3 separate regions of the Mus musculus genome follow, and all the other regions are linked to region 3. The links are chromatin loops, found by intact Hi-C in ENCODE. Cell type or tissue: left cerebral cortex. All regions are shown on one strand. Region 1 overlaps Tmem117 (transmembrane protein 117). Region 2 overlaps Tmem117 (transmembrane protein 117). Region 3 overlaps Gm31075 (a long non-coding RNA gene).

Evidence for each region. A loop is a pair of places that touch in the nucleus more often than their neighbours do. Peaks named below come from ENCODE experiments on the same cell type or tissue, not always from the same donor. Only the 100,000 strongest peaks of a DNase experiment are listed, where the experiment ranks them.
Region 1: a loop joins it to region 3, with 2.1 times the contacts of the local background. A loop is called at or near these places in 5 of 42 quality-filtered maps.
Region 2: a loop joins it to region 3, with 2.4 times the contacts of the local background. A loop is called at or near these places in 2 of 42 quality-filtered maps.

What each region holds. Positions count from the first base shown.
Region 1 is chr15:94,768,287-94,770,786 of GRCm38, reverse strand. The region is part of intron 3 of Tmem117 (transmembrane protein 117); the gene reads right to left. Among named protein-coding and RNA genes, the nearest start is that of Gm25546, 88 kb to the right of the region's middle. In left cerebral cortex, a CTCF peak has its summit at 1,477 (motif pointing left); DNase peaks (open chromatin) are centred at 183 and 1,350; H3K27ac peaks cover 663 bases.
Region 2 is chr15:94,975,369-94,977,868 of GRCm38, reverse strand. The region is part of intron 5 of Tmem117 (transmembrane protein 117); the gene reads right to left. Among named protein-coding and RNA genes, the nearest start is that of Gm23129, 11 kb to the left of the region's middle. In left cerebral cortex, no CTCF peak of the experiment used is centred here; a DNase peak (open chromatin) is centred at 987; H3K27ac peaks cover 877 bases.
Region 3 is chr15:95,192,224-95,194,723 of GRCm38, reverse strand. All of the region lies in intron 1 of Gm31075 (a long non-coding RNA gene), which reads left to right. Among named protein-coding and RNA genes, the nearest start is that of Gm31075, 10 kb to the left of the region's middle. In left cerebral cortex, no CTCF peak of the experiment used is centred here; DNase peaks (open chromatin) are centred at 622 and 1,537.

The DNA.
Region 1 (2,500 bases), 420 kb after region 3:
TCTATGAGCGTGTGACACCACACGCGTGAAGAGGTCAGAGGATGACTGATAGGACTCACTTCTCTCCTTCTGCTATGTAGATCCTGGAGGTCAAACTCAAGTCTTAAGGCTTTGCAGGAGGTACCTTTGCCAGCTGAGCCACTCTGCGCTACTTACTACATGCTGCCCCACCCCTAAGCCCGCCAGCCCTGGGCTTTAGGCTGCTTATTTGAAATGCACTTCCCTGTCACATCTCTTGTTAACTCACATTTTTCTCTCCTACATAGTTTAAAATCCTCAGCTGAAATACAGGCTCGAGCAGTGAAGGTTCTGAAGTAACGATGATGTTAGCCTGGGGACACATTCCAAGGCAGGCAGACAGAGACTCTACAGCACCATGGGGACAGGCCAGCTCCCACAGGAATGGTCAGAGTGAAGGCTCCTGCTGGACAGTGGACAGTAATTATAAGAAACTGTGCTTGCCATCCTGGGGCAGGGGGATAAGGGACAACTCCATGGGCTGGGTTGAAATTTGGAAGAATCAAGAAATGGTAGAGTACAGCACAGAAGAAGTGGAGCAGCGGCCATCAGGAAGCCAATTTGTCAAGTGGGCCCTGGGGACAGAACTCATGAACCCTGTCCCTGCCAAAACCGGAAGTGAACCCCGTGGGGGGGGGGGGGTGTCTTCTGGGTATTTTGTTGTTGTTTATGTTTCTGAGAATGAATGATATACATGTATGGAGTCTAAAATCTCCATATCAGATCCACACGGGCTGTACAGCCATATTAGGAAGGTTATATGTGTTATCATTATTGTTAATTTCCCACTGCAAAAAAAAATGGAGTTCTACAATTATATTGGGGACTGTATAATGGCATATTGAGGACTTATGAACATATATACTATATATTTGTATATACTATATATATATATACTATATATACTATATATTTGCTACTTTCTGAGTTATAAAGTACTTTGCTTTCTGTGTTATGAAGTACTTTGCAAACAATTATTTGGGTCAGTACAGATGTCTTAGGTTTTTTATTGCGGTGTAGACACACCATGACCAGAGTAACTCTGGTAAAGAAAACATTTCACTGGGGCTGGCTTACAGTTTCAGAGGTTTAGTCCATTATCATCATGGTGGGAAACATAGCAAAGTCCAGGCAGACATGGTGCTGGAGGAGTGCTGGGAGTTCTACATCTTGGTCTGAAGGCAGCAGGAAGAGACTGGATCTCACAGGCAGCCAAGAGGAGACTGGATCCCATTGGCCAGACTTGAGCTTGTATCTAAGCCCTCCAAGCCCACCCACACAGTGACGCACTTCCTCCAAAAAGGCCACACCTCCTGATAGTGCCATTCCCTATGGACCAAGCATTCAAACACATGAATCTAGAGGGGCCATACGGTATAGGTAATTGACTAAATTCTGGCAGGTTCTTTCTCCAATACAGCGACAAGGACAAAAGTTTGTCCACAGTGCCCTCTAGTGGTTTACATTTTCAACACAAATAGACATCCTTTAAACAGCCCTTCCATGGTATTAGAATGAGGCGCACCTGTTTGAGAATCTCAAAACTGCAGGATTTGGGATCCTTAAACCTAGAATCTATTCATAAATGTCATTTTAGTCTATTAAACTGCCAACGTTAGTCTGTTAGTTCCTGGCATGAAAGTGATATGTTCTTGAGGAATCAATAAATGAATTACGAATATTAATATGTATGAGTCTCTCCTAATCCCAGTGTTCGTTTTTTAATCCATACCCCTGCCTTTGGACGATGCGCCTTCCACAGACAGATCTCATAGCTGTCCATAGAGAAACACAGCTGCCAAAGAGGAAACAACAACAACAACAACAAAATCCCATGATAACTTCACTATCTACATCTAAGATTTCAAATTCCTCATTTATAAATTATCATTATAGTCATCTTTTTTCTGAAATGAGCTGCCAATGCTCCCAGATGCCTGAAAACCAAGGAATCCTCTAGACCGAGGACCAAGGATGCTCTTCTTGGGCTTAGATGCAAGGTATCCTTACCAGAAGCTTAGTTAAGTCATGCTGCCGCCTCATAGCTATCGCAGCAACTTACAGAATCTAGGAAAATAAAGTAACAACAAGTAAAGGTTGTGAGGAAAGTCCAGTGGAAGAGAATGAAGAAAATGAGGGAAAAGAAAGGAACCCACATAGAAATACACACGAAGGAGGAATAATGAAAACCGGTAATAAATAAAACACAGACCCGACAGAGCCTGTGAAGCCAGCCTCAGAGGAAGGCAGGTGCTTGGTGCCTTTCAACCGTGAACCATTCGGAGACCTCCTCTTGCTGTCCAAAGCAGCAAGGATGGGAAGCTAAGTGGAAGCTCGTGGTTTCTAAGTTTCTGCCCCAAGTGCAGGAGCCTCCTCAACACCTGAGGATGCATTAGAACTCAGCAGGCTCAACACAGACAGTCCTCAAAAAACTTAAAACACAAATGCCCAGGGTCTAGCTACACCACCCCTGGGTAGATCC
Region 2 (2,500 bases), 220 kb after region 3:
AGCAATCCCAAAACCGAAAGGAAAAGAACAAATGAGAAGAAAAGAAAAGAATATAAAAGGGAAGGAGAGGAGAGAGGAGGAGGGAAGGGATAAAAGAAGGGGAAGGGGATGAGGGGCTGCAAAGACCTGGGAAGACCACAAAATAAACAAGATGGCTGATATGAAAAACAAAGATGTTTAGCCAAAAGCATGAGCCTCATATGTAAGACTTAATTTCCCCAAAGTCCTATATTTTAAAGTGAAAAAGAAAATGTGGCGTTAACTTCAGCAACGATTATTTATTCTAATATATTGAAATTTTTATCCTTATAATGCCTAAGCGGTATAGGTTAGTGAACTTGTTTTCCACTGTTTGTGTTTTTCCATTGGCTCTTGGACCGTGATCAGTGTGCCTTACACACTGCTTGTCTTACCTTGGACATATGTGAAGGACTCAGCGCCTATGTGCAGAAAGAGGTTCCCATGCAAAGAAATGCAGGTCAATGTAAAATCTGAAGGAGTCAGCTGGTTATCGTGATATTAGCCTTACTATCCCAGCCGCTTGTGGATAGTGTCTGTGTAGCATCCTCAAGGAAACAGATCTTCTCACTGAGAGCTTTAAAGGAACAATGTCTCTTGAACTGTGAAGAGCTTCCCAAGGTAAAATGTAATTACCAATGTTTTGAACCCATCTTTAATGTTTCTTCAAAGACTTTAAATAAATATAGAATCTTTCATCTAACAAGGTTGATTTTTCTCCTGTAAGAGTTTAAATAAAGGAAATGTCAAAACACTCTAATCTTTTTTCCCTAGTGATGCCTTAATGTTAAAAATATAACTCTAGAATACACACCATATGCCATGAGGGAGGGAGAAAATAATTGTATAAATGAATCGGCTATAGGAACTACACTTTTTGGAACTCTTGAAAGAAGCAGAGCAGGCATTACAAAACATTTGCCTATTCATATGTCATAGGCAGTATAGTTGATGACAAGAACTGAAGCCAAGGTGAACACACAAACACAGAAATTTCAAAACATGCTGAAGGAGTGGGAGACTCCTGCAAGCTCTGGGAGGCTTTATGTGGACAAGGGTAAAATGGATGTCACAGGACTGGGGTGGCTCAGCAGTTACACACTTGCTATACAAGCACAGGGCCTGAGTCAGAATGCCCAGAACCGTGATGACACCGTTTGTCCAATCCTAGAACTCCTAACAGAAGGTGAGAGACAGAGACAAGAGAATCTCCAGATGCTCAAAGATCAGGCAGCCTGGCAGACACAGCACTGAACAAGAGACTTGTCTCAAACAAGGCAAGGGCAAATAGCAGGGATCTACTCACACACATGCAACACACACATATGCACACACATGTACGTGCACACATGGACTCACACATACACACACACATGCATACACACATATGCATGTGCACACACATGCGCATATACATGAACACACATATACACATGCACAAACACACATACATACACAGGCACACAGGTTTGCGCACACAAGTGCACAAATATCTGCACACACATGTACACACATATATGCACACGCATGCATGTGTACACACATGCATGCACATAATGAAAAATATAAAAAAATTATGCCATAGACATACTTTACTCATAAATGGCTTCTTTTTGCCTACTCAAAATGCACAGTACTTGTGGAAATAAATTAGAAGCTAAGCTAAAAATAAAGAAATTACTAGAAAATGGTAATTAACATTCTAACACAAAATATTATACTATGTTTAATCTTTTCGAAAAGGTAATAAGTATTAATAGTCCCAACTTTCCCTAATCTGTCTGTTTTAAATAAATAAGATCATGATTATTCTTTTTTTTTTTTTTTTTTTTTTTTTTGGTTTGGTTTTTTTCGAGACAGGGTTTCTCTGTATAGCCCTGGCTGTCCTGAAACTCACTTTGTAGATCAGACTGGCCTTGAACTCAGAAATCTGCCTGTCTCTGCCTCCCAAGTGCTGAGATTAAAGGCGTGTGCCACCACCACCCAGTGATCATGATTATTCTAAAAGAGATTGAAAATTAACAAAAGTATGTCTTGCAGCAATAACAGTCAAAAGATTATAGCAGAAAAAAATTTCAGCCCAAGCTCCAAACAGAAATGTGTACTCTATATATTTTACTTTAAAAGATAAGTATGGTATTTTCTCATGGAAATTACATATCTTATTATTCTGTAAAGGAAATGTTCAATAAAATCCTCCTTCATGATATTCTGTTTCAGGATGTAGAACTAGAAATGAGAGTATTCCGCAGCACCTAGTTGGGAGTTGCTGATTTAATTTTAGGGTGCCCAGGACAGTAGTTTGCAATGAAATCTGTAATATAATTTGCTCCAATATCATTGGAAATTCTGGCCATGATAGAATTTTTATAGAGAAAAAATTCAAAATCTGATGTTACTAGCAAATATAATTCTAACTTATTGCTCCTTTGGGGATACAATCCTAGCAGGGAGTCAAGGACGGGAGAGGCAGTGTCTGCCA
Region 3 (2,500 bases):
CACATGCATTTGTATGTACATACATACACTCACAGGCATACACATACAAAGTTGCATATACCACATTGAGCATATATGTGTGCACAGAAGCATGTTTGGGTACATATAAATACACACAGGCATGAATACACTTACCCACATGTACACACTTACAATGCCCACATGCATATCCACACACACACATACATACATGCATTCACCAGAATACATACTTTAAAAACAAAGCTGCCTTGTTAATTAAACTGGGTTATTAATCCCTTCTTCTCTGGGTAAACACACAGACAGGTAATGAGAGTGTTGCTGGACTCTTCTGATTTCTGTTTTCCATCCCTATTCTTCCTGGGCAGATAGAGACGATGGAATGCTGGAGTAAGTGGGTCTGACTGTGTTAGCCTGGCTCAGAAAAGTGATCAATGGATAGAGTAATTCTGCTTCATGCCTTTCTGAATTCTTCCTCTTTGTGCTTTGGTTTCTGCCTCGTCATTTTCAGGAGACACTTCAGGGCACTGTGTAAGACTCTGCAGCTTGTCTTAACTTTTTATCCCACTGGGTTGGATCAGCGTGGCGGGTTTGGGAAGACAGCCAGAGCTCCGTGTTTGCATTTGCTCCAAAGAGATGCCCACTTACTGCAGGCTTGCTCAGTAGAGAATGCAAATGCCACACCTCACAGCATTGAGCCAACTCACTCCCCCAGAGCGGCCTCCCCAGAACCCCTGTGCTTGTCACGTTTTCATCTTCCATGTCTTTGTGTGGTTAAATCATAACTTCAAGTCAATCTAAACCATTCTTATATGCAAGGGTGGAAATGCATGTGATGTTCCGACTCGCAGAACCCACAGAGGAATGCTACTGTTGCTTTGCAGCAATGCTAGCTCTGAACATGAAATGAAGTAAAACCCTGAGTTTTTCTCGCCCTGCATTTAAATCAGTGCCTTTGAATTCTTTATGAAAACATGCTGTAGTTATTTTTAACTCTTTGGCATGCTTTACATTTTCTATCTCATCTTTTTTTTCTCTTCCACCATTCTTTTCTGTTGTACTCAAGTTGGTCTCCTACTCATTTATAGGTTGGATTTCCCCAGTCTTCATGTTGCTTGAAGGGAGAGGGAAGACAATTCTCTCTCTCTCTCTCTCTCTCTCTCTCTCTCTCTCTCTCTCTCTCTCCCTCTCTCTCTCTCTCTGAATCTGTGTGTGTGTATGTATTCTCTGTGTGTCTGTGACTTTCTTTCCGTGTGTCTCTTTGTCTCTCTGCCTACGCTTGTGTGTGTGTATCATTCTCTGTGTGTCTATGTGTCTGTTTCTCTCTCTTTCTCTGTATCCGCAACTTCCTCTGTGTGTGTCTCTTTGTCTCTCTGTCTATGTATGTGTGTATCATCCTCTGTCTCTGTCTCTCTGCCTCTCTTCCTGTCTATCTCTCCGTGTGTGTGTGTGTGTGTGTGTGTGTGTGTGTGTACAAATCTCATAACTTTCAATCAGACTCACAAGGAAGCAGATGGCTGATTTACAGTGCACAGTCTTAAAGCCTGGTTTAAGGCAGTACATAGCATTTTTGAAGCCTGGATGCCAGCTTGCTATACAGTGAGAAACAAAGGCAAAAACAAAAAAAATCTAAGCTGCTACCATACTGATCGCCCAGATGTCAAAGCCCGCTCAGGCTGAAGCGGCAGTGAGGAGCGCGGATGCAGCCTTACCGGACAGCACTTCCGCTTCCAGCAGCTGCTCCTGGTCAGTAGGGCTTTCTGCCTGTGGCACCAGTAGCTGCTCCTTCTGGAACACCTCCCATGAACTCAGTGCTCCCTTGCTTACAGCCTTGAGTGATGGCATCTGCATTTAGATCATTTTCCTACTGTGGCTTGTCAATCTAGTTTCTTACGCATTTTCTGGGGGCCGAGTGTGTTTACTGTTCTTGATAAGTTGACTTTTTGAGCAATAATAAAAATGTTTATTTTCTTCTAACCCTAACAGTTTTACATTCTAGTTTTGTGAAAGATTCTAGTGTACCTGTTCCAGGTTTCTGCCTCTGGCTTCTGTCGTTTCTCAGCTGTATTAACGTGGCCCTGCTTCCTTCGGCGGCCTCTGAGATTTCTCTTATCTTCATTTAAAGGGCTTTTACCATGATTTGGCTGTTAAAGGTTTACTACTATTCTGGTTTGGTTCACAGTAATTCCTGAATAAAGAACTCAAGGTTGTTAATTAACTCTGGAAAATCACAGTTTACCATCCTCTAGAAGTTAGCATTGGCTCCCATTCTGTTCCTCCTACCCTAGTGAAGACCCCGTGATGGAATTCCACTGTCTGATTTAAGTACGGACAGACCTGCTTTCTGAGGTTGCATCTGCTCAGCATTTCTTTGCCCATCATCTTTGTTTGAAAGGATTTCATTATTACTTCACCCCACGTTTTACTTGTTAAATATACAATTATTTTGTTGTTTTGGTTTGGTTTTGTCATAATTTGCCTTTAAGCCTTATACTTAAAGGTATTAACCACCTATGCCTGG